7 separate regions of the Mus musculus genome follow, and all the other regions are linked to region 7. Evidence: chromatin loops called from intact Hi-C (ENCODE). Cell type or tissue: left cerebral cortex. All regions are shown on one strand.

What was found. Hi-C counts contacts between places; a loop is a spot of excess contacts. Peaks named below come from ENCODE experiments on the same cell type or tissue, not always from the same donor. Only the 100,000 strongest peaks of a DNase experiment are listed, where the experiment ranks them.
Region 1: it touches region 7 in a loop (7-fold over the local background); 17 of 42 quality-filtered maps call a loop at or near these places.
Region 2: a loop joins it to region 7, with 3 times the contacts of the local background. A loop is called at or near these places in 5 of 42 quality-filtered maps.
Region 3: a loop joins it to region 7, with 2.1 times the contacts of the local background. A loop is called at or near these places in 20 of 42 quality-filtered maps.
Region 4: it touches region 7 in a loop (2.2-fold over the local background); 4 of 42 quality-filtered maps call a loop at or near these places.
Region 5: it touches region 7 in a loop (3-fold over the local background); 4 of 42 quality-filtered maps call a loop at or near these places.
Region 6: a loop joins it to region 7, with 9 times the contacts of the local background. A loop is called at or near these places in 13 of 42 quality-filtered maps.

Annotation. Positions count from the first base shown.
Region 1 is chr19:55,204,670-55,208,669 of GRCm38, reverse strand. It overlaps Gucy2g (guanylate cyclase 2g), which reads left to right. Exons shown (of 21, transcript NM_001081076.3): 16 at 667-807; 17 at 2,326-2,518. Among named protein-coding and RNA genes, the nearest start is that of Mir6715, 14 kb to the right of the region's middle. In left cerebral cortex, a CTCF peak has its summit at 1,710 (motif pointing right); a DNase peak (open chromatin) is centred at 1,712.
Region 2 is chr19:54,172,622-54,176,621 of GRCm38, reverse strand. Gm41865 (a long non-coding RNA gene) reads right to left here. Exons shown (of 3, transcript XR_877925.1): 2 at 3,797-3,863; 3 at 1,505-1,658. Among named protein-coding and RNA genes, the nearest start is that of Gm41865, 20 kb to the right of the region's middle. In left cerebral cortex, no CTCF peak of the experiment used is centred here; DNase peaks (open chromatin) are centred at 1,762, 2,028 and 2,289; H3K27ac peaks cover 1,722 bases.
Region 3 is chr19:54,246,293-54,250,292 of GRCm38, reverse strand. It overlaps the pseudogene Gm52412. Among named protein-coding and RNA genes, the nearest start is that of Gm41866, 47 kb to the right of the region's middle. In left cerebral cortex, a CTCF peak has its summit at 1,551 (motif pointing right); DNase peaks (open chromatin) are centred at 1,599 and 1,788.
Region 4 is chr19:54,772,901-54,776,900 of GRCm38, reverse strand. No RefSeq gene overlaps it. Among named protein-coding and RNA genes, the nearest start is that of Gm41867, 14 kb to the right of the region's middle. In left cerebral cortex, no CTCF peak of the experiment used is centred here; no DNase peak of the experiment used is centred here.
Region 5 is chr19:54,781,894-54,785,893 of GRCm38, reverse strand. No RefSeq gene overlaps it. Among named protein-coding and RNA genes, the nearest start is that of Gm41867, 23 kb to the right of the region's middle. In left cerebral cortex, CTCF peaks have their summits at 1,955 (motif pointing right) and 2,847; no DNase peak of the experiment used is centred here.
Region 6 is chr19:54,532,211-54,536,210 of GRCm38, reverse strand. All of the region lies in intron 1 of Gm31301 (a long non-coding RNA gene), which reads right to left. Among named protein-coding and RNA genes, the nearest start is that of Gm31301, 68 kb to the right of the region's middle. In left cerebral cortex, a CTCF peak has its summit at 2,154 (motif pointing right); a DNase peak (open chromatin) is centred at 2,149.
Region 7 is chr19:54,042,159-54,046,158 of GRCm38, reverse strand. It overlaps Adra2a (adrenergic receptor, alpha 2a), which reads right to left and starts at 900. Exons shown (of 1, transcript NM_007417.5): 1 at 1-900. In left cerebral cortex, a CTCF peak has its summit at 1,587 (motif pointing left); DNase peaks (open chromatin) are centred at 567, 973, 1,105, 1,517 and 1 more place; H3K4me3 peaks cover 1,682 bases; H3K27ac peaks cover 1,569 bases.

The DNA.
Region 1 (4,000 bases), 1.2 Mb before region 7:
TTTTTATATTATCTTAATGTACATGAAATATCGGTACTAATGGTATAAAAATATAATGTTTCAATATATGTATACTTTGCCAACTAACATAATGTATCTTGGATTGGTAGATATGTCCTTGACTTTTTACTCAGACAATATGATCCCAACATTAAGACAAACGTATTTCCTACCTGAGTCTTAGTCTTCTCATCTAAAAGGTGAGCAGCATAAGCAACTTCATGGGGGGCATTTCTGGAATGCAGTCCCGCAGATCCATGCTGGGCAGTCTGAGAAATGTCCCAGTTTGCAGTCTGTACCTTTTGGCTTCGTTGTGACCATGGCAAGGAGCATGCTGGGAAGTGAAGACGAGTCATCCAAGTCCACTGTTGAATGTCTGCTGGCCGCCAGACTCACCCCTAGGCAGTTTATACACGTTCGCGCCCAGAAATCCTAAGAAAACCGCACACAAGGTACATTTTTCAGAGGAGTAAACTGAGGCCCAGAGGAACCAAGGGCGCCGCTTCAGCTCAGGGCCGGGGACTCGCTACTGCCACGGGCAGTCCTCAGTAGCACACCCTAACTAAGGCAAGAAATGTCTCTGTGGGATAGGTATTTAGGAGTTGTGTGTTCACTGTGGTCCGATGGTTCCTGGGAGAGCACGCTAACACGTGCGTTCTTTTAAAGCCACGTGAGCATCCTGGATAGCATGATGGGGAAGCTGGAAACGTACGCCAATCACCTGGAGGAAGTGGTAGAGGAGCGGACCCGCGAGTTGGTGGCAGAGAAAAGAAAGGTGGAGAAACTCCTGTCTACCATGTTGCCAAGGTATTTAGGAGCAGTGTTGGGCAGGCCAAAAACAACCCGAGGATGATAAGCTGCCCTGTCTTAGTGTCTCTGAGCAGGAAAAATATTTCTGTTGTGTGTAATAATTAAAAAATAAGCAATCCTTGCTATCGCCTGCTACTCTCCGGCTCCATTCCCGCGGTTCATTCCCGCAGTTTGCACAGTTTTCTGTCATCCAACCACTGTGGCTAGCTGTCATAAATCCCTGTAACCCAGTAAAACTCTAGAGGCTTGTAATTTATCAGTCAGATTTATATCAGTAAATTCTCAACCCACGAAATGCCCACACAATGAACTGAGAGCCAACCTAGACTGGACAAATTGTCCTGTATATTAATCCATCTTTCCTATGACATTCATAGCTACCTGTGATCTTCTCTGTTCTTCTGTCCCTCTCTGTCTCATCTCTAAAACTCTCAGCCCGCCTTCTTTTCCCACTGCCCAATCAGAGGCTTCTAGCCTTATCTTTGCCTGCCCTCACCCGCATATCAATAGCAATGCACATTGTAACCCGCGATAATGTGCAATGGGTTTATATAAAAAAAATTAACGCAACATATTTCCATTGTTCTTTTTCTAAGAGGATATCAAGCTTTGTAAAAGGGGGCCAAGCAGGGAGAGAAGGGGGGGGGGAGGGGGAGAGAGATGGAGGGAGGGACTGAGGAAGGGATATATATATATATATATATATATATATATATACATACATATATATGCATATGCGTACGTATGTATGTATATGTATGTATGTGTGTATGTACGTATGTATGTGCAAAAGTTGGCAAGTCGATTCACCTTATTAATGAAAACACAGGCAAACAAACCACAGAAAATTCAAGTGTGGTTTATGTGGAAAGTGGTGAATGCAGTAACAGGATATAGCCACTAGATGGCAGGCTAGCTTCATGTCTCCTTTGTCTAGCTCAGAATGTGCCTGTGGCATCAACTAAAAAAAAAAAAAAAAAAAGCTTCAACGTTGTTTCTCTTTCCACCTATGCATCCTCTGACCTCCAGATGGAAGCATTTACTTTTGAAATGTTTGTGCATTTGCATGTCACCAGAAGAGTGGAAGAGGGGAATATTTATTTATTTTCTTTATTTTGAGATAGGGTCTCAATATGTAACCATGGCTGCCCTGGAGCTGACTGTGTTGACAAGTTTGTCTTTGAACTCACAGAGATCCACCTGCCTCTGTCTCCTGAGTGCTGAGATTAATGGCCCATACCTTTCTAGAGCAGTAGTTCTCAACCTATGGGCTGTGACCTGTCCCCGATTTCCACCCTTTCCTGCGGATTACAGCCACCACTTAAAAATCTCTGTAGAGAAAACACCAAGTGAATAAATGCGTGTCATTAAGTCCCTCTATATGGCAAATTTAATAAGTAAAAACCTAGCTCACCAAAGCCGAAGGGGCTGCAGAGGGTCGGCTCTGCCAAGAGCCTTGGAAGCGGAAACAAGCATGAGTTTGTTAAGACCCATCTACCCTTTCTCTGATTTCAGCTTCGTGGGAGAACAGCTAATAGCCGGAAAGTCTGTAGAACCGGAACACTTTGAGTCTGTCACCATCTTCTTCTCTGACATCGTGGGGTTCACAAAGCTGTGTTCCCTCAGCTCCCCCCTGCAAGTGGTGAAGCTCCTCAACGACCTGTACAGCTTGTTTGACCACACGATACAGAGCCATGATGTATACAAGGTGAGCCGAGGTGCCCTGGGCTGTGATGCACAGACTCCCCATCTGCTGTCTCCAGGCTGAGGACAGACCACCTCTCAGCTCGTCTCAATCCATGGCAGAACCCCGATGCTTGATTTCTGTCCATCTTCTCCGGAAGGGTCTTGATTAGCCACAAATGTGCACGCTTGTCCGGAGTCACTGGGTGGCGGCTGCAGATGACTCAGTCAGTAAAGTGATTGCCTCGCAAACTGAAAGACTTGAATTTGATCATCAGAATCCATGTAGGAATAAGCAGGGCTTCGTGGTGCTAAATTCTCAGCCCCACGGAGGCAGAGTGAGGCAGAGTGCTGGGATCTGACGGCCAAGCATCTTCATTCACAGGCCAGTGAGAGAGTCTGCCTCAAACACCAAGGTGCACAGTGGCTAAGGAATGACAACTGAGGTTTCCTCTGTCCTCCACACTCGCACTGCATTGCTATGAATATCCGTTCTTTGCCCATTATTTTAATCTCTCTCTCTCTCTCTCTCTCTCTCTCTCTCTCTCTCTCTGGTTTTTTTCGAGACAGGGTTTCTCTGTGTAGCCCTGGCTGTCCTGGAACTCACTCTGTAGACCAGGCTGGCCTCGAATTTAGAAATCCACCTGCCTCTGCCTCCCAAATGCTGGGATTAAAGGCGTTCGCCACCACGCCCAGCCCATTATTTTAATCTCGCAGAAAAGATGTTTGAAAGGAGGCAGTGGCCAGTACTGAGTGTATGTCTTTCAGATCCTGGGAAGCTCAAAGCTGCTACCTTTAGATTTGTGGATCTCATTTTTGTTGGTATGATCCAGGCTAAGTGGGAGATAGCAGATATGGCCTGTACAGTGTTACACAAAGGGGCCATATAGACATGGTCCCCCAGAGTGAGAAGGAGATGGAAGAGTGTAGGGTTATGTGTCCCATGTCTGCTCTGCCACAGGGCTCAGCTGCTCGGGGAGGCAGGATGCAGGAAGTTAGACCACCCTTACCCACCACTGTCACTGGGTGGGTGCTAGGCCATTGGGAAGCCCCAGGACACTGCTCCAGGGTTTGGGGGTGGGGAAGCTCAGTCTGGGGGTCCCAGGCCTGCAATGAGGCCAGGGGCCGTTTGGTTCTCAGGCTCTTGGACACCTAGGCACTGTTGGGAGCTGCAGAAGAGCTGAGAGTGGAGTGGGCTGGATCTAGCCCAGGGCTTGGGGGAGGGGGAAAGAGGGAGGAGTGGTCCCATGGTGGGAGTTCTTGGCTTGATGGCAGCAGCAGGCTTGAGCTTGCCTTGGTTGTGGCTGGGAACATAGAGAGGCCTTCTATGGAAGATTAGATGGTGGGTCTATAGGTGAAAGCTTTCTCCATGGCTCCCCACAGTAGATCCTGATGAAAAGAGGTAGTCCATGATTTTGAGACATTTATTGTCATGGTGGAAAGTGGATGAGTAAGACTGTGTCCCCCCCTCCCTTCTCAGGGTGGGCCTGATGTTAAATACCTTTGG
Region 2 (4,000 bases), 130 kb before region 7:
TGAACAGAGAGCTCACCACAACTTCCTGAGAAGAGCAGAAGTGAAGAGCAGCGCATTTCAGTGATTTTCCCCATTTCCTTTCCTGAAGTCCCCCAGACTGCAAGGTCCCTGAGAGGACTCTGAGGAGTGAGCATCAGGCCTCTGCTGAGAATTCCTCATCAACACCATCTCATAAATGTGCCAGAAAGAGAACTCAGTGTGGCACCGGGACAGAGCTGACACACATTCTGGAGCGAAGAGGAAGAAGGGGCTCTGCCATTGGTAGAAACAAAGCAAGAGCCACATCAAGGCTTTAATCAAATGTCCAGCCTTCAAAACTGTTGAAGCCCTAAGCCAGTCTCATCAGATTCCTCTAGTACGAGGAACCACAAAGAAGAGACTGAAGCACTCTTTTCCCAGGATCCTTTGCAGAAGCCCCAAACCACTAACTCGGAATACAGAGTGGCCTTCTCTCAAACCGGACTAGGTTCTGAGACACCTATTGTAAACATGGTCATGCTTTACCACTCTCCTCCCATACCCCCCTATCCCCCATCCCACCCCACCCCCGCATTTCATCTGTCCTATCAAAGAACCCAAACAGATAAATCAAGCCTGAGACTATTTCACAGCAAAAGGGGCTATTGCTACTACAGGAAACAGAAACTCTGGAGCTGTCCTTGGTGCTAGGTCGGCAGCTGCTGTAGCCCAGGCACTCGGGAGTTCTCACAATATTCTGACTATGCTTCTGCCATATCTCAGTATTATTGCTCTTCCAGGCTGATGATCCCCGTTGATGCCTTTAACTACATCCACTGTCAACCCCGGGATTCCTTGTGTCCCTTCACACAGCCTCCATGAACTAAACTCCGCCTCTTGATTACAATCTCCTACCCACAAACCAGCCTGCTTCTACCTCAAATCACTGAACACAATGTAAGCAGGCCACTGGAGGACTTAAAATACGGAGGGAAGGCTAACAGCACTTTTGCCTCTTAAAAAGAAACTGCTGTCCCCAGTACAAGGAATGTAGGGGATGATAAAATAGGCTAAAAGGGACAGTTAAAGATGAAATGGTAGCCTCAAGGAGCATTTAGGCCCTAGAATAAGCAAGATGTGAATACAGAAAATGAAATTTATGTGAAGAAGAAAGAAGCAGATGTCTAAATAGGCCTGGATTTTTTTCTGGATAAACAATATGTAAGATGTTACTGTTGAATATTAAGCTAGGTACACCAGACCATCAACCAGTGTTAAGAGGAAGTACATCAAATTTAATTGTGAATGTATAGAATTCAGGTAATTTGTCATCCAATATAGGCAGTGATCAAGGGCATGTGGTCATAGTCCAGCTAAAAGGGGATCTAGGGAAAGAATTTCAAATGAGCCCAGTACTTGATGCATTGGAACATGTATCATCAAAGCCATTGATGATTAATAGGAAAATATGAAATACACCCAGAAGACTATGTGTCAGGAAAAGCCCAGAGGAGAAAATATTTTTCTAAGGAGAGACCCATGGTGTCAAATGACCATGCAAGAATGGACTTAGAATGTGTCTAAACAGCATAATGACCGGAAGACCTCAGGCATCCTCTCCCCAGCCAGCTTTTCACTCCATGGATCAGGTGATGGAGAAGCGATTTGAGGTGATCGAAGAGAGCCTGGAAGGTGAGGAGCTGGAAGAGAGAAGAGATACAATCTTTTCACAAGTTGGCTGCGAAAAGGAAGAAAAAGCCAGAGGAGTGGGCCGGGGACACTGTGGAGAGTTTTATTTTTGTTGTGAGGATAGAAATACTCAAATATATTTAGAGACTGAGTGCATTGAGCCAGTCGAGAAGATGTTAAAGATGAGAAAGGAGATAACTGGCAAGCAGAAACCTTCAGGAGGCTGGAATCTGGGGTACAAGGAGCTCTTTCCTCCAGAGAGGGCCACAGAGGTCAGAACACTGAACGTGCCTTTGTGGAGTGAGGAGTTAGGAGGCGCATGCCAAAGCTGCCTTAGATGCCAACGATAGCACGCCCTGGCAGCGCCACTTCACCATCCAAAATAACAAGATTTGTTCCATCAAGAAAACTGGAACGTATCAGTGGGTGTTAGGAGGAAGCAGGTTTTTGTTCAAGAAAGGAAGAAGTTTTTTTTACAGCTTCTGGAGTTGTCCAGAAACCAAAGGCTGCTGTTGAGAGACCTGTCGGGGGCAGCATTCAAGGAGAGAACACTGTTAGAACCTTCCCAGCCATATGGACAACTCTTGCCTGGCCTAGAGGTGACTAGAGAGCCCCTCAGTGGCAGCCAGCCCACTATAGACTCTTTGTCACCCAGCACTCCCAGATCTGTGCCTCTCACACTCCCACCAGCGTGCCTTCCAGCATGCCTCCAACACACATCCAATTTCTCCTCTGAGATATGGTTTGTTCCATGTTTTTCTTTCTTTCTTTTCCCATGCTTCTTGCACTGCTGTGCAAACACCTTCATGGAGCTGTCTCAGGCTGCTCTAGATTCTTATAATCCTCATTTTCCCATTTTCTAACCCAAAGCACAGCTTAGACGTGGAACGTACAGCTTCTCATTTGCTACGGATGCAAGTTGCCTTTACTTCAGGTATCTCCGAGTAGATTGACCAGCCTGCACCAGCAACAATGCTTTCTTCTTCTCTTTTCCTTTCCCTACCCAAGGTCTGTGTCATTGGTTACTGAGCCTAAGAATGTAGGTATTCCCAAAGTACATTTGCCATGCTTTCTCTCACAGAATGTTCCAGGCTGGTAGAGATGGGGAGTGCCCTTTTCAGAAAAACCAAGAGCCATCTCATGCCGTTGGCTTTCCTCAATTATCTCTAACCAGATTACCCTCCTACAGAACACAGAATCCTCCAAGGAGGCCCAGATGGATACATGCTGGCCCCAGGTATTTGGTTAATTGTTTTCATCCTCTTCCTTCTCAAGTAAGGAATTATCTCTTCAAAGCAGTACAGTCCTGGAAAAATGTTAGTGGTGACTCACGCAGGAGTAGGGTTGGGGACTAGCAAGGAATGGGGAGGGGAAAGAGAGAGCACACACACTACTTATGGAGCCTCTGAATGAAGAGCATCGGCCAATTTAGACAATTATACAGCTAAAACAATTAAATAACTTCACAATGGTAGGAGGATGTGTAAACAAAACCCATAACACTACTCTGTAGGCCAAGAGAAAAGCATGCTCGGCCACTGGGGTGGACAGCCTTGCTTCTGTCTGCAGAGCACCCTCCATCAGCAGCAGCAGCAGCAGCAGCAGCAGCATCAACCCCTCTTTTCATGTGAAATGCATTTGCAGTAGGAATCAGCTCTAGTCGAGCTAGGCATAGAATATGCTACTCCTCAGCCTGACTTCTTGAGTCCAAGAAGGGAATAACAGCAAGCTGGGCATACGTTTCTTTATCCCTCAGTGTGACTGAATCCAGGAAAATATTGGCACCCAACACAGCAGATCCTAATTTCACCTGAGAACTAAGACAGAAATAGGATACGGTAAGTAGTCAGTCTTTCTTCCTTTTGGATTATGAACTTGGCCATGCTGGCTTGGTTCTGCCAGAGGCCATATTTTCTTTCAAATGGGTAAGATGTGCCTGAGAACAAAGGCAGCATGTAAGAGAGGCAGAGCCAAGAGATAGAGAAAGCAGAGCCTTGATGAATCATCACTTGCGCTCTGGGTCTACCATTCCTGAAACCTTTAAACTCAACACTCACAAAAGACAACAGCCTTCCCCCTTCATTCTCAAATTAGAGCGTGGTGCTCCCAGTGTTTTGATTTCTCTTGTTTATGTGAAGGAGAGTCTTACCTAATGGAGCCGCTGAGCCAGGGAGCTGATGTTCATTGGGAGTGGATGCCAGACATTGGAGACAGATCTGTGAACCAGAATTATCACACTTCCTGAAACATCAATTCAGTAGGACATTCAGCCTCCTGAGTAATAAAAACAGCTGACCAAATTACTGAAGCAGAAGAAACCATGGGAGAGGGAGTCCAAAAGGAATAGTAGACA
Region 3 (4,000 bases), 200 kb before region 7:
ATGTGACAAGCAGCTCACCATCTTTGTTGCATGGAAATGTCGTAGACTTTCCAGCTTACAGCATTTTTATTGTTTGTTTTTTGGTTTGGTTTTGTAGTTCGGCCAAAGGTTTTAAGACATAAGTCACCATAAAAATATTATTTCAAGGCTTAAGCCTTCCAGATATAAAAACATATCAATTGGGACAAATCTTTCCACTTCATCTATATAATGAAGAGTAACATTAGACTTCATCTCATCATCACTTCTCGGCCTTTTGGCTAAGATCAAGTGTAGACTTTGCCCAGTAAAAACACAAGAAAATTTCAATAACCAGTTGTAACTAGAGTAGTCAGAACAGTGCTTGGCACATAGTAAACTCTCAGTTGTTCTGCAGAAACAAATCAGCTTCTGAAACAAACACCCATGACTAATGAAGCCATTGGTCCTACACTCCAAAGGACCCACAGCGCTGTGGGCTGTTATCTCGTAGGCAGGCTGACTAACGCTGTTGGCCACAGCCTTGCATCCACTCAACAAGCACAAAAAGTAGATTAGCAAGGTCTGGTGGAGGTGGATGTAAGGACTCACCCCCATGAGTAAGGAGGGACCTGCTGGGCAAGTTTCCCTTTGACAAGCATCTATTCATTTCTTCCATTGACCACTGCTATGCTTTGAAACCAAAACGACCCCACAGACGCATGCTTTCAATGACTGCTCCCATCTGGTAGCACTATTTGGGGAGGCTCTGGATTCTGCAAATGCAGACTAGCTGGTAGAATTGGGTCATTGGGGATGGGCATTGAAGGCTTTAGCCCACAACCATGACACTACTCTCCCTGGCCACACAAGTGGAGTGTGCCCCCTGCCTCATACTGTCTCTGCTATGATGAACAGAAATTGCTCCAAAAGAACGGTGAGCCAAAACATATCTTCCTTCTAAGTGGAATATTTGAGGTATTATGGCCACAGTAATACAGAATTAACTAATAAATAAAATTGTTGTTAGAAGAGGGTCATCATTGCTCTGATTAGACATGATAGTGTGGTTTTTCTGTCTTTGGAACTGGCCCATGAGAAGAACTTCAAAGAAATTGGAAGTGTGGCTCCTATCAAAAGCCCCACTCACTGATGCTGTGGGGAATGAAGGCCAGGTGCTGATCGAAGTGCAAATAAAGCAGACCATGCTGATAAGGATTAGAGATTAACCAAAGGCCAGCCGTGTTACAGACAACAAAGAATTTCTCGATGGCCTACACATTGCCTGAAAGTTTGAGCAAGGTTGGATGAATTAAAAAGCAAACAAATTAATTAATTTGGTGAAGGACTTTAAAGACGGCAGAGCATTTAACCTTTGACATGATTATTGCTGGTTGGGTCCAGCTGGGTTTAAAGTGAGACCCAGAGAACTTGAAAACTGTGTGTGGGCAAAAAAGGAACATGAATACATTTAAAACCTCGTAGGAAACAAGGTTGCAGACAAATTGGCTGACATGGTTACTTGTTTTTATTTTGAGCCAGTGCCTGCTTGTTTGTGAACCACGTGCATTCCCAATGCCTGCAGAGACCAGAAGAGGGCGTCTGAATTGGGTCTGACCCAGGCCCCTGGAGCTGGAGATTCCGGCTGTAGTGAGCTAGCTGCAGGGTGCAGGTGTTGGGAACTGAACCTGGTTCCTCTTGCAAGAGCAGCAAGTGTTCTTAACTACTGAGCCACCTCTTCCACCCTTGGCCATCACCGTTAAAGAGATTAATGCCATTAAAAAGAAGTTGCATATTTTCATTTCCTTGCTACTGTGAAGACAGCTGCAATAAACATGGATGTGTAAGTGTCTCTGCAGGGGAATGTGGAGTTTTTTGAGACTATGCCCGGGAGTGACATAACTAAGTCACATGGTAGATCTATTTTTAGTGTCTAAGAATTGAAACTTCTGTTTTATTGCAGTTGATAGGAATTTTATCAGAAATTTTTAAAATAATGCTGTAGAAGTAACTGGAAGCACCAAACCTATATGTATATATGTATATAAAATTCATATATCCAAACTAAACATTCTCCTACATCCCTAATTATTTAGAAAGCATAAAGCACTCAAATTATTAAAGCACCTATATATTCATAAATTTGCACATTAAAAAAAAAACTTTGAGGTTGTTAGTAATCACCAGTATAAAACCTTCTCAGGGAAATGTTTGCTACCAAGGCAAAATAATTTACTGTGACTGGTGTTTGTGTCTCAAGCTGCTGAAGGGAGTAGTAGTTGGCAGGTTTTAAACAATTATTCTTTGAAAATTTCACACATGCATACAACGGATTGCAGTAAATCCATTATTCTTCTCCACCCCAGGTCCCCACAGACCCTACCTCCCAGCCTTGTCTTTTCTGAAATAAAAAAAGAAAAAGACAGAATTTCAACATGGAAAAAATATGAAACTAGATCTTTATCTCTTGTTCTATACAATCTCAACTCCAAATGGATCAAGGACCTCAACATAGCCCTGAAACTGCTAGGCAAAATTATAGGAAATGCATCCAAATTACAGACACTGATAAGGACTTCCATGATAGAGCCCTAGTCAGAGAAAGAACGAAACCAGCATTTGACAAATGGGGTCTTGTGGAACTAAAATCTCCTGTACAGAAAAAGAAACCATCAAACCAGTGAGGCGGTAACCCACAGAATCAGAGAATATCTTTGCCATCTATTCATCTGACAGAAAAATCACATCTATCTATAATATATAGATACACTCCCTGTGGTTGTTTGAATATGCTTACCCTCTCCCCACCTCCCTAACCCCCCAGGAGTGGCACTATTAGAAGGTGTAGCCTTGTTAGAGTAGGTGTGGACTTTTTGGAGATAGTGTCACTGCAGGAGTGGGCTTTGGGAGAGCTTCTTCCTAGCTGCCGGAGGATGCCCTTCTTCTCCTGTTTCCCTCGGGAACAAGATGTAGAACTCTCAGCTCCTTCTCCAGTGCCATGGCTGCCTGGATGCTGCCATGTTCCCACCTTTATGATAATGGACTGAACCTCAGAACCTATAAGTTAGCCCCAGTTAAATGTTGTCCTTTATAAGAGCTGCCTTGGTCATAGTGTCTCTTCACAGCAATGGAAACCCTAAGACTTCCCTCAAACTAATCATTAAGCAAGTAAACAAATCATTTAAAAATGCACTAGACAAAATAAAACAACAACAAAAATACCCTACCTTACTGGCCTTTTGTGTGTGTATTAAATAAAACTTTTTTAAAACCACTGTATTATTGCACTGGCCTAGCTAATTTAATAACAATTGCCTAGTTATGATCAGTTAGCTCAACAAAACTCATGTGGTCATTTTGGTTCAGTGAACTGGGAAGAGCACTAACATTTAACAGGTCTAGTTACATTTGTGTGTATTTTCTGGAAAGTCTGTTTAACCCATTAAGTTTGAGGCTCGCAACTTAGAGGCAATTTAGACACCCCTTTAGGCTTAAATGCCATTTCTGATTTTAACTGCTCACTATATGCTCTGTGTTGGAACAAGTACCAGGACATGGTTTTCTTTCCTTGAATGGTGATTAAATTAAATAATCAGCTATCTTTGGAAACATACAGGTTGATTAAAGAAGAGAAAGTAAAAAATAAATATAAGATAAAAAGTGGGCTAGGAAGAAACAGAAAATTCTCCAAAGAAAGAAAGAAAGGAAGAAAGAAAGAAAGAAAGAAAGAAAGAAAGAAAGAAAGAAAGAAAGAACGAACGAACAAGGAAGGAAGGAAGGAAGGAAGGAAGGAAGGAAGGAAGGAAGGAAGGAAGGAAGGAAGGGGAAGGGAGGGGAGGGGAGGGGAAGGGAAAGGGAAGGGAAAGGGAAGGGAAAGGGGAAGGGGAAGGGGAAGGGAAAGGGAAAGGGGAAGGGGAAGGGGAAGGGGAAGAGGAAGGGGAGGGGGAGGGGAAGGGGAAGGGGAAGGGGAAGGGAAGGGGAGGGGGAGGGGAAGGGGAAGGGGAAGGGAAGGGGAAGGGAAGGGGAAAGGGAAAGGGAAAGG
Region 4 (4,000 bases), 730 kb before region 7:
CAAAATATCTCTAAACCCAAACTCTAAGTTGAATTCTCATCCTCATAAAATAAGATTTTTTAATTTTTAATAGTATGTGTGTGGGTGTATGTGTGTAGGTATGTGCACATGAGGGTGGGTGTCTGTGGAGGCCAGGAGAGGGCCTTGGAGCCACTGGAGCTGGAGAACCAACCTGTGTTCACTAGAACAGCAAGTAGTCTTCATTGCTGTGCTGCCTCTAAAACAGAAAAAGTGACAAATAAACTCACTGTGAGGAAAGGGCTTATATAAGAAAAACAAGAAGCGATGGGTAACTGAAGTGGAAATTAATATCAATGAGCAGGACATGAATATTTTACAAATCAGATTATTTTTAGGTGGCAAAGGAAGTGCTGAGTTCACACTATGAGGACTGTTACAAAACACTATAGAGTCATTTCTTCTGTTCAACTTGCATGTTTAACCTGCTACAGGAGCCTTGGACCATAGGACATGACTGGGCACATACTGCTGATTTGTATCTCATGGTCCATTAAGTGAATACCATTGGGTTTTCTTCTAGAAGTGCAGAAACATTTTAATAGCGAGACCTGAGGAACCAGGGCGGCCACAGGTGAGGATTCATTTTAGGTGTCAATTTGACTAGGTTAAAAGGTACCCAGAGAATTGATAAAGATAATGTTTTGGTGTGTCTAGGAGGGTGTTGCCAGGAGAGGCTGACATTAAATACACAGGCAAGATAAAGAAAGTCTGCCTTCGCCAATATGGAAGTGTGTCACCTCCGCAGTTGAGGGCACTATAACACAAAGAACCATAGAAAAGCAAGTTTGTTCTTTTTTGGAGGGACATCAACCTTCTCATGCCCTTAGATATCAGAGATTCAGGGCCCTGGACTTCAAATGCTAAGACATCACCAGCTGATCTCTGATTCTTGGGCTTTCTACCCTGGACTTAGTGCTACCGAGTCCACCTCCCTGGCTCTGACCTGAGAGCGCTTGTGTCCCTAGATTCATGCTGGAAGACACCACAGATTTCATCATAAGTTCCTGATACAGCTTTCTAATATTCTTTTGGGAAAACCTTGGCTGATGCACACATTAATAGTTGTGAGAAGAAAAATGATTTAATAAAACATGTAGTTGAGAATAAATGTCCCTTAAACATGAGGATTAATGGGTAAACTAGGACCCACTTGCCCTTGCACTTGGAAAGCCATTTGTTTTGAGCCTATAGCTCCCACTATGTTGGAATAGTAAGAAGGTACCTTTGATGTCATATCTATCTAAAGGGTGGAGGAGAAAAATATTTGTGGAGATAATTAATGAAAGACTATTCAAAAACAAAACAATAGAAAAATGAATCATGCAATTAAAAATGGACAAAATATCTGAACAAACACCTCATCTGAGATAATATATGACCCTTTGATGAGCAGAATAAAAGATATTCACCATCATATATCACTAGAGAAGTGGAAATTAATACTCCTCTTAGAATGGCTGTGATCCAAAGCACTGACAATGTAGGAAAGAATGTGGGAGTCAGAAACTGCCACTCAGTTTTTCCTGGAATCCAAAATAGTACACTCATTTTGGAAGATACTTTCACAGTATCTTATTTTTTGAAAAACACAATTTACCTATATAATCCACCAATTCATGTCATGGTTTGAAGATGCTAGCCCAGGGAGTGGCACTGTTTGGAGGTGTGGCCTTGTTGGAACAGGTGTGTCACTGTGGGCGTGGACTTTAAGACCCTCATCCTAACTACCTGGAAGTCAGTATTCTGCTAGCAGCCATCAGATGAAGACATAGAACTCTCAGTTCCTTCTGTAGCATGCTTGCCTCTATGCAGCCATGTTCCTGCCTTGATGATAATAGACTGAACTTCAGAGCCTGTAAACCAGGTCCAGTTAAATATTGTCCTTATAAGAGTAGCTAAGGTCATGGAGACTGTTCACAACAGTAAAACCACATCCCCAATATCTACTGAAATGAGTTAAAAATTTATTTCTAGAAAACCTACACAAATGATTCAAGATTTTACTCACAATCACTCAGACTTAGAATCAATCAACTGGTGAATAAACAACCTTGTTTTATTCATTTTGGAATATTACTTGGCAATCAAAAGAATGGAGCTAACAAGCTAGGAAAAGACACGCAGAGGCCTGAAGGCAAACTTCAGGGACAGAAGCTGCTATGTCCTGGATGATTCCAAAAACATGGCATTCTGAAAAGGCAGAACTCTGGATCCTAAGATGAGGACTGAGGGTTCAATAGGAGGCTCAGAAGAGCCCAGAGGGCAAGAAGACTATTCTGCAATGTATTGTAGTTTTGGTAGCCTAGCACATATTTTTGAATACTTGCAAAATTGAAAAGCAGTGAGAGCTCGTGTAGAACTTGGACCTTGGTTGATGATATGGCTAGGCTGTCTTGGTTCTCTGATTCTTCCACATGCGTAATACTGACTCAGGAAGCAGGGGTCTGAGGGGAGAGAAATGATGCACGCAGACATTATTTTTACTTTCTATTCAGCTTTGCGATGAACCTCAAACAGCTCTTTAAAAAAAGTCCCCTCTTTCAGACACAATCAAAATTGATATATAGAATTCCACTACTATAGAAAGAGAAATTCAAAAGTCAACATAGCATGAAGAGGATTGCCAATTGTCCTTTGGAAATAATGAAAGAAAATGATTTTAGAAAGCATGTAGGTGCAAATGCCAGTTGGTTATAGAATAATTGTGTAGAAATCTCTTTACTGTATAAAATCATCATGTTAAAGAATTCATGTACCATGGTCACTAAAATAAGAAGCATCTATAAGTATCTTAATCAAACACACACACACACACACACACACACACACACACACACACACAGAGACACACACAGAACAATCAGACACCCTTACTTCATATGAAGGACAACATTTAAAAGTGAAAAGACAAAAATATTTTTAAATGAAAGTAATATTTACTAGATGAAAAGTTTCAAAATTTGAAGATCACTAGTAATTTAAATTTAATAAGTATCAAAATAAATTCCACAAGGATTTGTCACTGTTGAGATGGGATCTCAGTGTGAAGCCTTGGCTGCCCTTGAACTCCCAGAGATCATTTTGCTTCTGACTCTCTAGTGCAGGGATTAATGCCGTGTGCCACCATATTCAGGATAGTGGGGTCTTTTGGTCATGTGGAAAAAGGAAAGGAATGGAAAGGAAAGCAATGGAATGGAAAGGAAAACAATGCAATGGAAAGGGAAGAGAAGAGAAGGAATAGAAAGGGAAGAGGAGGGAAGGAAAGGGGAGATAGGGAAGGGGAGGGGAGGGAAGGGAAGGGAAGGGAAAAGCAAAGGAAGAGAAGGAAAAGAAAGGAATAGAAGGTAAAGGAAAAGGAAAGGAAGGAGAGGGGAGGGAAAAGGAAGGGACAGAAAGGGGAGTAGAGGGAAGGGAAGGAAAGGGAAAAAGAAAGGAAGGGAAGGGAAAAGCAAGAGAAGGGAAAAGGAGGGGAAAGAAAAGGGAAGGGAAAAGGAAGGGAAGTAGAGGAAAGGGAAGGGAAGGGGAAAGAAAGGAAGGGAAGGGGAAAGAAAGGAAGGGAACGGGAAAGGAAGGAAGGGAAGGGGAAAGGAAGGAAGGGAAGGGGAAAGGAAGAGAAGAGAAAGGAGAAGGAAGGGAAGGGAACAGGAGGGAAGGGAAAGGGATGGAAATGAAGGGAAGGGAAGGGAAAAGGAAGGGAAGGGAAGGGAAAAGGAAGGGAAGGGAACAGGAGGGAAGGGGGAAGGAAAGGGAAAAGGAAGGGAAGAGAAAGGAGAAGGAAGGGAAGGGGAAAGGGGGGCATGGATAGTTATAAGGTAGAGTAGGTCTTACTCTACAAGATACTGAAAAATGATTTATCAAGTAAGTATATGTTAGACAGACCCAAAATGGCTTTTGATGCACCGTACTGCAGTCCTACAAATTTGATGACTATCCAAGTCTGGTCCTGCAAGAGATGTTTAGGTATCCAGTTAGCCATTTG
Region 5 (4,000 bases), 740 kb before region 7:
GGCTTTTACTGTAGTATATACAATGTTTTTACTCCTATAGAAGCTAATCCTTCAACTGCAAAAATAGAGACTTTTGATGTTTTCCTGCCAACATTCTTCAACATGTATCACATTACTATGTGATTAGAGAGTATTATGCTCGAATGTTTGATTTTTAAAAAGTTGTGGTGGAAGTTGCTGATTTGAGTGTCATAATAAAATAAACCACTTTTGAATTTTGGCTTGGTATTAGAAAAGAATTTTCTGTCATTTCTGAAATGGCCCAATCATTTTTCTGCCATTTTGTACTACATATTTATATGAAGAAGTGTTCTCAACACTGATGATTATAAAATCAAAACATTGATCAACTCTGAAAGATGTTGAAGATGTCTTGCATCATATGCCATCAAATATTCAGCCAGTACTTCATTCTTTATGTAAAACTAAACATGCTTATCCATTTCATTAGTATGGAAGAATTGCTTCGTCTTCCAAAATTGGTAAGATTGTATGAATAGAGAGAATTATTTTAGAAATAAATTTCTTTATGATCAAATTTCACATAAATGTTTTTGATTTATATATCAATGTTACGTTTTATATGTCTGGATTATGTGAAAGTTTCTAGGGTGAAAATGTGTTGTGCCTGTTATATTGCATTGATAAACAGATGGACATTTTTGTTATACTTATTGTATTCTACTGATACATAGAATGAAGTTTTATCTTTACCTTTTCCTAAGGCTTCAGAGATTGGCTCCCTTTAATGGACATGATATTTATTAAAATAAAGTTGACAGAGAAGGGCATTTGGTGATATTGCTTAAAGCAGAAGAGAAGAAAGCAGAAACTGTGATAGGCAGAATACAAGCCTCAAAGACATCCAGGTCCCAATCTTTGCAATGGGAATAAATTAGACCGTATGAAGAAGAGACGCTGAGGCTGAAGAGAGATTAGGGTTGCCCACAAGCTGGTATTTAGATGAGGGTATTCAGTGATCTCATTTTGGGTGAGAGTCCTTTACAGGGAAAGAGGGGAGCACAGAGAAACCGTGAGAGATCATAGAAAGCAGCAGAGGAGGCATGGGAAGAAAAGAGAGGATTCAGGAGTGGTTGAAGAAGGTGGCTGCTCTTTAGTAGCAAGGAACAGCCATCATTGACCACAAACACTGAAGCTTCAGTCCCAGCTCTGTTAAGGATCACACAAATGAGTTGAGTATAGGAGAGAAATGGCTCCTAGGAAAACAAAATTGGAACCCTAAGCGCCGACAGCTTGGGATCTATTCTTCTGAACTGAATTGGCATTCATGAGCAGCTAATTATAAGGTATTTAGCTTGGGTCTTATGTATGTTATTCTGTTCAAGTCTTACAGTAACTTCCTCAGGTGAGTATTATTATCCTTATGTCGCAAATTAGTAGAAAAGGGCTCTAAGACACGGGATACTTGTCTGAGTTCACACAGCTCAATGAGTTCTTCAGACTCAAGCCTGTAGCTGTGTCATTCAAACACTCAACCTTCCTTCTAGGTCAGGCTCTTGTGCCCCAAATGGAGCATAGTGCAATGAAGTGTGGACACCATGGAATGGATGCCTGGAGAGGAGCCATGGCAACGAGACTCAAAGGGAAAAGATCCTGATGGGATGTGGTTATTGGTATGGATGAGAAGGGAAGGAAACAGGTGTTTTTTTTTAAAGCAATAATGATGCTCTATGCACTGGTGAACAATAGAGACACAAGAAGACAGGCTAACCACTGCAGTAAGGTCTGGGGCCCATTTCACGTTGTCATAGGCTCTACAGTGTCACCATAGTTGTACTGGAGCCTTCTAGGAGCCAAGCATCTCAAGATGTTGGTGGTTACCAATAACAGTAACCAGTTCTTGCAATACCTTTGATTATTATTGTTTGTTTTGAATCATGTGTATGTGAACATGTCTGCTTGCACATGTGCATTCGAGTGCAGAAACTCATGCACTCCAGGAGAGGGCACTAGATCCCCCTAAAGCAAAAGCTGTGGACACTTGTGAGCTATCTAGTGTAGGTGCTGGGAATTGAACTCTGATTATCTATAAGAGCAGTATAAGCTTCTAAGAGCTGAGCTATGTCTCCAGTCCCACCTTTGATTATTTTTAAACAGTTTACTCACCCCCACCACTGCTTATCTGATGCCTGCTATACAGATGAGGGTCATCTCTCTCAAATATTCGGTTATAGGTAGCTCCTATTAAAGACTGAATACTTTGTGATAGACCCAAATTTGAGAATATGCACTTCTTTTTTCTCTTCAGCAGACAAATGTAGCTAAGGTTTTCTAGTTCCTTACCAATAAGTGAAGGAAGAAAATTACTTCAATTTGAAAACATACTTCAGTATCAAAGGCTGCCATTTATCCATTCTTATTTCAGTTGAAGTGATTAATATTCAAGTTGGCACTATATGAAGGATTAAGCTAACTGTGTATTCTCCAGCTATTTATGCTAATTGTAGTCTCATTTGTATTGAAAGATTCATAAAAGTATCAAGAGACACTTTATATTGAATTAAAACTATTACACTGGGTGTTTCAAGCCTCAGAAAAGAACAATTATTAAAATATATTACTCAATTAAACAAAGGGATTTGTATCTATCGCCAGAAGTTGGACTTACAGGCAAAACTGTTAGCGGTTCAAATGGGTACATTAAATCTCACCTCCGTGGCATCCTGTGTTTATGTGAAGCTGGACAAGGGCCATATAGGAGATAAACTGTCAGCAAGGGTGGAGAAAATTCCAGCTTGTTCTGACTCTGTATCCATTGTGGTTTGAACATCAACTCTCCTCCAAAGGTTCCCAAGTTTGAGCACTTGACCCCCAGTTGGTGGTGCTGTTTTATAAGGCTGTAGAACCTTGATGAGGTAGAGCCCTCGGGGAAGAATAGGGCAACTGCACCTGGTCTTGTTTGTTAGCCTGGCCCTCACACCCTGTAGGTTCTGATTCTAGACTGTGGATACGATGTGACCAGCGCGTGAGTGTTTGTGGTCTTGCTTTTCTTTCCAATAAGATCTGTACTCCTCCACGGACTATAAACCTAAATAAATCCTTCCTACCTAAGTTGCCTGATGTCAGATAGTTGGTCATAACAGTGAGAGTAGAAACTGATACAGTTCCCTGCAGAGAAAACCAGGCTGGTCTGGATGTTGCCTCCTGGAGATTGCATGTCTTCCTCCACTAGTCAGGACCCTCCAAGCCACATCTATTCAAATAAAAGCCATGTGTTATTTGCTTTGAGAAGAAAATGGCCCACCAAAGGAGAGACTCAGGAAGGAAGAGCTGAGGGAAAAGGTGACAGCTGACATCAGCTCTCCTTGACACAAACATCCTCTCCTCTAAAAGGCATGAGCCAATAGCGTCCCGTCTCCGAGCACTCAGCTCAGTCTTTGGCTTAGGCCTCTGCCAAACCATTCACTGGTGTGGCAGATCCTGCATTCACCTGAGTTCCTAGTTTTGCTGAAAAGTTCTTGGGATAAAGCATCTAGCAAGTCCAAAGTCAACTGGCAAGTCCAGAGCTCCTTGGCATGGAGCTATGGCCTCTTCTTTCTGAGTGTATTAGATGTAAGCTGCCTGCTGCTTTTCTGATTTCTGGCTAGGGCTTTGCAGAGAAAACCTTACATAAGAATGGAAAATAGCTGGGAGGAAGGAAAAATAGATTGCATTATTTTCAAAACCTCTAAGCAAAAGTTTTGTTTGCTGTCTAAATAAAGCAGCCTGCTCTATGGCACCTGGAAACTTGGCATTTAGGACGCAAGATATAAAAGCCAACAGCAACTGCCTGGGGAGACTCTCGAGTCTGAGGCATGGATGGTCCTCAAGCCAAAGTGTCTGGCATGTTGTAGTAGATCCTCAATAAATACGGAACAAAACCTGGGTATTAACACAGTCTCTAGAAGAATTCACCATTGGCCAGGGTGGGGTTTGCTTTAGTATTTGGCAGATGTATCTGAAAAGCCTTCAACATGAGAACATAGGAGAACTTGGTGGG
Region 6 (4,000 bases), 490 kb before region 7:
ACATCACTTAAAATTTTCTATCACTGTTCATCCCTGAGATGTTTTCAGGGCAGGAACTCAAGGCAAGAGTCTGGAGGAAGGAGCTGAAGCGGAGGCTGTGGGGGAGTGCTGATTACTGGCTTGCTCTCCATGGTGTGCTCAGTCTTATTTCTTATACAATCTAGGACTACCTGGCCAGGAGCAGCAACACCTACAGTGGACCCTCCCACATCAATTATCAATAAAAAAAATGCCCCACAGGTTTCCATACAGGTCCATGTGATGAGGGAATTTTCTCAGTTAAGATTTCCTCTTTCTTGACTCAAGCTTGTGTCAAACTGACAGAAATGTAATCTATAGACAGTAGAAAGACAAAAACACCCAATACCTGCTTAAAGACCCTTACTGAAGATTATCTGTCCCTAATCTTGTCTTTGCCAGCTAGACTTGAGTCACTGTGTCTTCTTTCAGGACCTTGTATGCACTGAACCTCATCCCATCTAACATTCCATAACTTGCCCTGCGTCAGGCAATTCTATATCCCTTGCAAACATCTTTTACTTAGAGGCCTCTGAGGTCTCTCTCTTGCTCTGATTCCTCCTTGTTCATCTTGGTTGTACTTCTCTTCATTCTTCAAGTCCCAGAGCAAACGTCACTTCCCCTGTCCTTCCTGACATTTCTATCTTCCCTTTCATTTCCTACAGCTCTATTAGAGACTAGATAAGTCATTCTATACATAGATGTGTAGATACTGGTTGTCCTGAGCTGTGCCTTTGCATCTTTATGGAGAAAATCCTATCAAAGTGGCACTTTGATAGCTGTTTCATATGGAAGTGGGCACTCCAAAGCACCTCAATTATGAGTTACTTCCATTTATCCAGCAATGCTTCTCAGTTGATTCCCATGCTCCCCAGGAAAATTCCTGACAAAACCAACTCAATAAAGGAGGCATTTATTCTGCTGTATAGCTTAGGGCACAGTCCATCATAGCTGGGAAGGTAGGAGGTGAAGCAGCTGGTCACACTGCATCCACAGGCAAGGAGCAGAGTAATGAATGCTTGTGCCTAGCTCATTGTCTCCTTTATATTCAGTCTGGGACTCCAGCCCATGGAATGGAACCACCCACACTAAGGGTAGAGGTCTTCCTACCTCAATTAACTTCATCTAAATAATCCCTCACAGATATGGCCAGAGATTTGTTGTCATGGTGCTTGTAACTCACATCAACTTGAACACCAAGGTCAACCACCACATGAACTAAACAATCTATTTGCATCAACCTTATAAACCTGGTATTTTAGTATTTATAATTTTTCTACTTTACAAATAAAGGATATAAGACTCAGGGAATTGTGCAATTTATCCAGAATTACGCAGATTCTAAGTGCCAAGGCTTGAATTTGAATGTGGGTTGTCTTGATTCCAACGTCGAGTAAAATAACGCTGGCCTAAAACCACATCCCTAGATGGGTGGCTGTTGAGACACCAAGCACTTCCCCAGTCTGACCTGCCCCATCCTACTCCACAAGCAGTCAGTCCTTTTTTCTGGACATGGAATTTTCCAAAGCAATATATTAAATATGGAAGAAGCTATGGCCCTAGTTTTTAAGCACTTTTATCACTGATGTTGTAATTGATTGATTCAACATCTGCTGATTCACTCATGCTTGTGAGAGCTCTGTCCTAAATTAAAATAAATGAAGTGAATAGTTCTCTATGCACCAAAAGTTCATAATAAAGTTGATTAGAGTTTCAACTGTATCTGTCAGAGATGGTGAGATGGCTCAGTTAGTAAGAACGGTTGCTACTCAAGCACAAACAGCTGACATTAACCCCAGCACCCTTCTGTAAAGGTGGGTATGTCTGTGTATCATGTGTAACTCCAGTGATGGTGGGGGAAGAGACAAGAAGACTTCTAGGGCTTGCTGGCCAGATAGTCATGCTAAAACAGTAAGCCTCGAATTGAGTGAGGGACCTTTTCTCAAAGGAATACAGTGACATATAGGTGTAAACAGTATACATATGCTACACACACACACACACACACACACACACACACACACACACACACATGCACACCTTATTACTGCCATCATAGACTATGTTTATTTTCTTATATAAAGAAGACAGTTTGTCTTGCTTGCAGTAGGTGGCACTAGACTTCCCCTCCTGGCTATGGATGGAATGGATATGAGTTCTTCTGTCACTAAGTGGCTGATGCAAAGGACTCATAGCAGTACTTACACAGCTTCCTAAGAGCCATGCCACTCAGGATGAGGTAGAGGTTTTGTGAAAATTGGATCCAACATTTCCAAAGTCCTAGAACAAAGTCAAGGAGATCAAATACTGGACTTAGCTGCACAGCAAGAAATGCAATCAGATCCAAGTTCGGCAGGCTTCAAAGCCCACCTTCACAGTCACCAATCTTTTGGCAATGAATTACATAGAGCTGAGGGTTGCTGGGGTAGAGGTGAGCATGGACATTCAGATGTACCAGGAGGTAGCAGGAAGAAGACTTCCTCATGCTCAGAATCCAGGGCACAGAGGTAGGGTATGCTGGGAAATGCTTTACTCTTATAGTGAGTGCAACTAAATGCCTTGATTAGGAACAATAACTACTCATTCAACCAACATTTTATAAATCCTTTACAATGACTCAAATAATCTACAAGCTGAGAAGGACACACAAAGGCATGCATAGTATGGTGCCTCTCTCCCAGAATTTCAACAGCTACTAATAAAGAATCTAATACTGTTGAATAAGCCCCTACTGACTGAATACCTACTGCAAGATGGAGACCACTGGGCTTCATGGGAAGCTTTTCTTCTCCAGTAGAACTCGCGGCCTCATGCAGAATACTAACACAAATACATACTGACACAGCACCAGTGTGAGAAATGCTGGGGCAGCTAAATAACAAGTTTCATGGAAAACTGTAACAAGAAGGTCCAGGGGAACTCTGCTACTTATCTGGATGCTCACAACATAAAAGCTGGTATTCCATCTACAAGCATATATTTATTAATAATGCATAATCATTCTTAATAGAATTAATAATTGATAAATATTAATTAACAAGGGTATCTGTAATGTTTGGGTGGTATCAGAATTTGTAAAATTCCTATATATTCCCTACACTTGTGATTCAAATAATCCAAAAATGTATAACTTGCTTAGTCAAGTTCAACGTGAAGAAAATATATGCTTATAGATTAAAAAACACAGAAAATAGTTCCAAGAGATCATACATATATACATGACATAGATACACACACACACACACATCCACACACAGAGAGAGAGAGAGAGAGAGAGAGAGAGAGAGAGAGAGAGAGAGATGGTCCATCCTTTCATCACAGCTCCAAATTTTGTCTCTGTAACTCCTTCTATGGGTGTTTTGTTCCCATTTCTAAGAAAGGATGGACCATCTAGTGATTGCCATATGCAGGGATCCATCCCATAATCAGCTTCCAAATGCTGACACCATTGCATACACTAGCAAGATTTCGCTGAAAGGACCCAGATATAGCTCTCTCTTGTGAGACTATGCCGGGGCCTAGCAAACACAGAAATGGATGATCACAGTCAGCTATTGGATGGGTCACACGGCCCCCAATGGAGGAGCTAGAGAAATTACCCAAGGAGCTAAAGGGAACTGCAACCCTATAGGTGGAACAACAATATGAACTAACCAGTACCCGGGAGCTCTTGTCTTTAGCTGCATATGTATCAAAAGATGGCCTAGTCGGCCATCACTGGAAAGAGAGGCCCATTGGACTTGCAAACTTTATATGCCCCAGTACAGGGGAACGCCAGGGCCAAAAAGGGGGAGTGGGTGGGTAGGGGAGTGGGGGTGGGTGGGTATGGGGGACCTTTGGGATAGCATTGAAAATGTAAACGAGGAAAATACCTAATTAAAAAAGAGAGAGAGAGAGAGAGGATCCCTTGGAACTGGAGTCACAGATGGTTATAAGCCACCATGTGAGTACTGGGAACTGAACCTGGGTCCTCTGGAAGAAT
Region 7 (4,000 bases):
CGTGGGTCCTCCTCTTCCTCCGGTGCGGGGTTCGTCCCGCCGCGCCTCACATAAGGAAGAGGGCCGCAGGGAGCTCGGGCCCAAGCTGGGGACCGCTAGTGGTCCATGGACTGGAGCCCGCGAACTGGCACCGGTTCGTCCTTCCGACGCTCCGGGTGGGTGCTTTCTCTCTCCCAGCTCCTCAAACACAGCCAAGTTTTATTTCTAAGCGGCAGGATCGAGTAGGGCCAGCTGGTGGTTAGAGATTTTATTCTTCAAGAAAAGAGAAAAGAAATTATCGGTGGCCTGATGATTTGGAAAGATGTCAGAAATTTATACAAATGCATTTAGCTAGTCATCTATACCTTGATTCTTAAGCTGAGCGAAAGCATGAAGTCTTACCCCAAGAGGCAGCGGAGGGGTGTTGGTGTGGGCTCGGAGTCCTAGGTCTGTCTTCTTATACCCTCGAAGAGATTTCCAACTCCGTCGCTACCCTCCAGGCGGGGTGGCGAGGGCTGGGCCGGACCTCCGGCGAAGGCGCGGACTCTGCCTCCTCTAGGAGCCCCACGGGACTTCCAAAGTTGTGCGCTCTGCTGGGGCTGGGACTCTGTACACAGAGCTCGGGGGCGGCGGCGGTGGGGTGAAGGGTGTGGGGGCCGCATGAAGCCGCACCCCCACCACCACCACCTCGGTCCTCAGGGCCAAGCTAGGTGAGCGACCGGCTCTCCAGGAGCCGCGGCGGAGCCAAGGGTGGCTGCTAGCCGCGATCTGGGTGGGCGCTGAGCGCCACAGACCCGGCGGGGGTCGGAGGGCCGCGTGAGTTTTCGCAGGACCGCAGGACTTGGAGCTGGAGGCGCTGGGTGGCTGGGCGGTGTGCGCCGGCTGCTGGGCGTCTGCACGGAAGCGGGAGCCGAGGCTGCTCCGCCGCTCTACGCTGGACTGGTTTTATAGCCCCAGGATGAAGCCGGCGTTGCCGAGCAGCCGGCGTCAGCCCCCACGTGGGAAGTCGACCCTCCTCCGCCCCTCGCGCCTCCCCTCCTTAGGTCTAGAGCCCGCACCCGAGTCGGACCCGGGAGAGCGCTGCCTCTGGGACCCGGCTTTTGGAAAGACGGGTACAGGGAGCGAGGGGCAATAAGAGAGAGCCTAAGGAGTGGGGAGCGGCCCCTGCTGGGAGTTGGCCGTTCGGCTACTAGCTGGCCCAGGAGACAGTAGCAGGCGCCCAGCGGTACACCGATCTAGCTGGGTTTTAGCAGAAGAGGGTGCCAGGGTGCTGGGACCCGAATTAGGAGATGCAGAGTGGCATAAGAGTCGCTGGCGAGCAGCCCCGCCCCAGGTCAAGCGCAGGTGCTTCTGGTGACTGGGATGAAAGGGATCCCGGAGAGGTAAGCGTGTGCGGGTTCCTAAGGAACCACTGGAGCGGAATGGACCAGCATCCACGAGAGCAGACCAGGCCGGAGTTATCCATACTTAGGGAAGAGAAGGCCTCCTATCCTAGCAGCTGCCGGGACTCTCAAGGCCTGGACTCTGCACTGCGCCCCTTTGAAAGGCGGTGGGGAAGGGTCCTGGAGGGGTAGGCCCTGAGCCATGACAGAACGAGAGCGCACTGACACCTGCTGGCCGCTGGTCGTCACGGCTGGAAAGCGACTTAAGGGCTCCAGGCTCCTCTGGAGTCCTTTCCTCCATTTTTCTCCTATCTTGGGGGCAAGTTTGGACTAAGCTGGGGCGGCGGGGGTGGGGGGGGGGGAGGGGACACGGACAGATTTCAAACTGCACTATGTCATGATGCAGAAATCTTCAGGTTGTATAGATCTACCTCTGATGAGAGTAAGGCTCGGAACCTTCTACAGATGTGAGAGTCCTGGATCTTCCTCTCTGCTTGCCTGGCTTTAAACTACTGGGAACCGTTAAGCATTAGTTGAGGCACAGCTACTTTATGAAGAGCGCCATGACATTATAGGTAGATGTAAGCCTTACGCTGTTTTAATCAGTACCTACTGTGTGCACGAATTAAAGTATTACACTGAACTCCACAAATGTATAGGATTATTATGTGTTTGTCAAAAAGGGGTTTCTGATTATGGAAATAGAAAAGTTAACTATCCTGACTTGGTCATTACATACTGTGTGTAATATTGAATTAACATACAGTATCTTACACATCTGTACAATTAAACGTGAAAGAAAAACATCTTATTAGACTCTATCCCCACTTACATGGCCTTTTCTCCTACACCCCCAATACACAGATAAGTACACACATCTGCACAGCATCTGTCGGTGAGGGCAGGGTGCTAGCCAAGAAAGAAAGGGTGTTTTCTATGTTCTCTCTCTGGTGAGAAAGGTAGGAGCTTGGCAGTAGATGGCAAGGTTTCTAAGCACTCAGGCAGGAGTATCTGTCGCACCAGATACACTGTGCCATCCGAACTCTTTCTTCAGACGAGCAGCAGGAAGATCACGGAGAACCAGAGAGCACAGAATGTCAACAGGGTACACACGAGACCTAAGAAAGCATCTGTCATACTTCAGAGATCACTACACCTAAATGTCACACTCAGTCATCCAAGCCAGGGTCCAAGGTCCGAGCAGATCTGAGCCGATGTCTCCCTGGACATCAACGTGCAGGCTCGGGTCTGGCTGAGGACCGCGGGCTACATGAATGACCCTGACCATCAGTCTCAACCCCGACTACTCGCTCAGTATTTGATGGTGCGAGTGAGTACATCTCAGATGTCTCATTTGAATTCAGCACCTTTACCCTGCAACCCTTCCCTGGTGGACAGCCTCTGCTCCCACGCATCATGGTAAGAAGTCCTCAGAGTCTCAAGAAAACCAAGATGGCTGTCTGTCCCCTCTCTGTTGAGACTCTTATTCCCTGTCTTAACCCTCTGCTCCGAGCCTCTTGGCAGGAGCAGGGCCATTGCCAGTGTGTTCATTTGCAAAGGTGACTGAAAGTGGTGAGCAGGGACTGAATTATGTGAAGATTTTTGAAAAGCCAATGAAAGCTACGAAGAATGAGCTCAAGTTGAGAACTGCAGCCCTGAATCTCAGATATGCAGTTTTAGAATGGTACCACTGACCTCACGGGAGCTGAGGCAGAGCATACATTGGATGTTGTCATTGATGGCCTGAGGGAGATTTGCCTCTGGACTTACCCATGAAGGTCTATAGCTATTAGGAAAAAAATAAATAGCAAAATACCACTTCTTAGCACTGAACATAGGTCAGCCACAGTGCTAAGCAGTTTATAAGCTATACATTACTTTGTCTAAGCTTTTGCTTATATAATTGGGGAAATATAAGGTCAGCAAGGTTAAGTATACATTGCCAGCCATTTATTGGACCATGTTTCTTGAATGTAAGCCCAAGAAATTTTCCACCACCCCCCAGCAACTGGGAGGCTCTGTCTTCTGGACACTGGCAAAGGCCCATCCAGAGACTAAAGACAGATGTAGCTCAGAGCAGAGTGCCTACCCAGCATGGACAAAGCCTTGGCTTCAGTCCTCATTACCACTGCATAGGCTGAGCAGGACCATACACGGGAAATACAGGCATGGCGGTCACAAGTCATCCTGTTACATAACGACTTTGATCCTTTTGGGAGGAAGAAAGGGTGCTGGGAAGAGCCCCTCTATCCCACTTTCTCCTCCAACTGTGACTAATACAGCAGAGCACATAACGAGGTACGACGTGTACCTCGATCGGCTTCTGCTACAGCACTCTATGGGAGACTGAACATTTTTCATGCTCTCTCTCTGCTATAGAGCATGAAGAGATGAGAACCCCTTCCTCTCCTGGGTATCAGTATTAGCTTGAATAAATTGCTCTTCAGGCCTACCCACTCACATATGCTGGGCTCATCTTTTAATCCTTGAGCATCCCTGAAGAGGGATGCTTACAAATCACATTTCTCAAGGCAGAGATGTCTAGTTTTCATGAGGCCCTGGGCTCTACCTGCAACGTCACAAAATATTTCTGGGTCAGACTCCTTGAGAATACCAGTTTACTAGTATTAGAGTGGGGT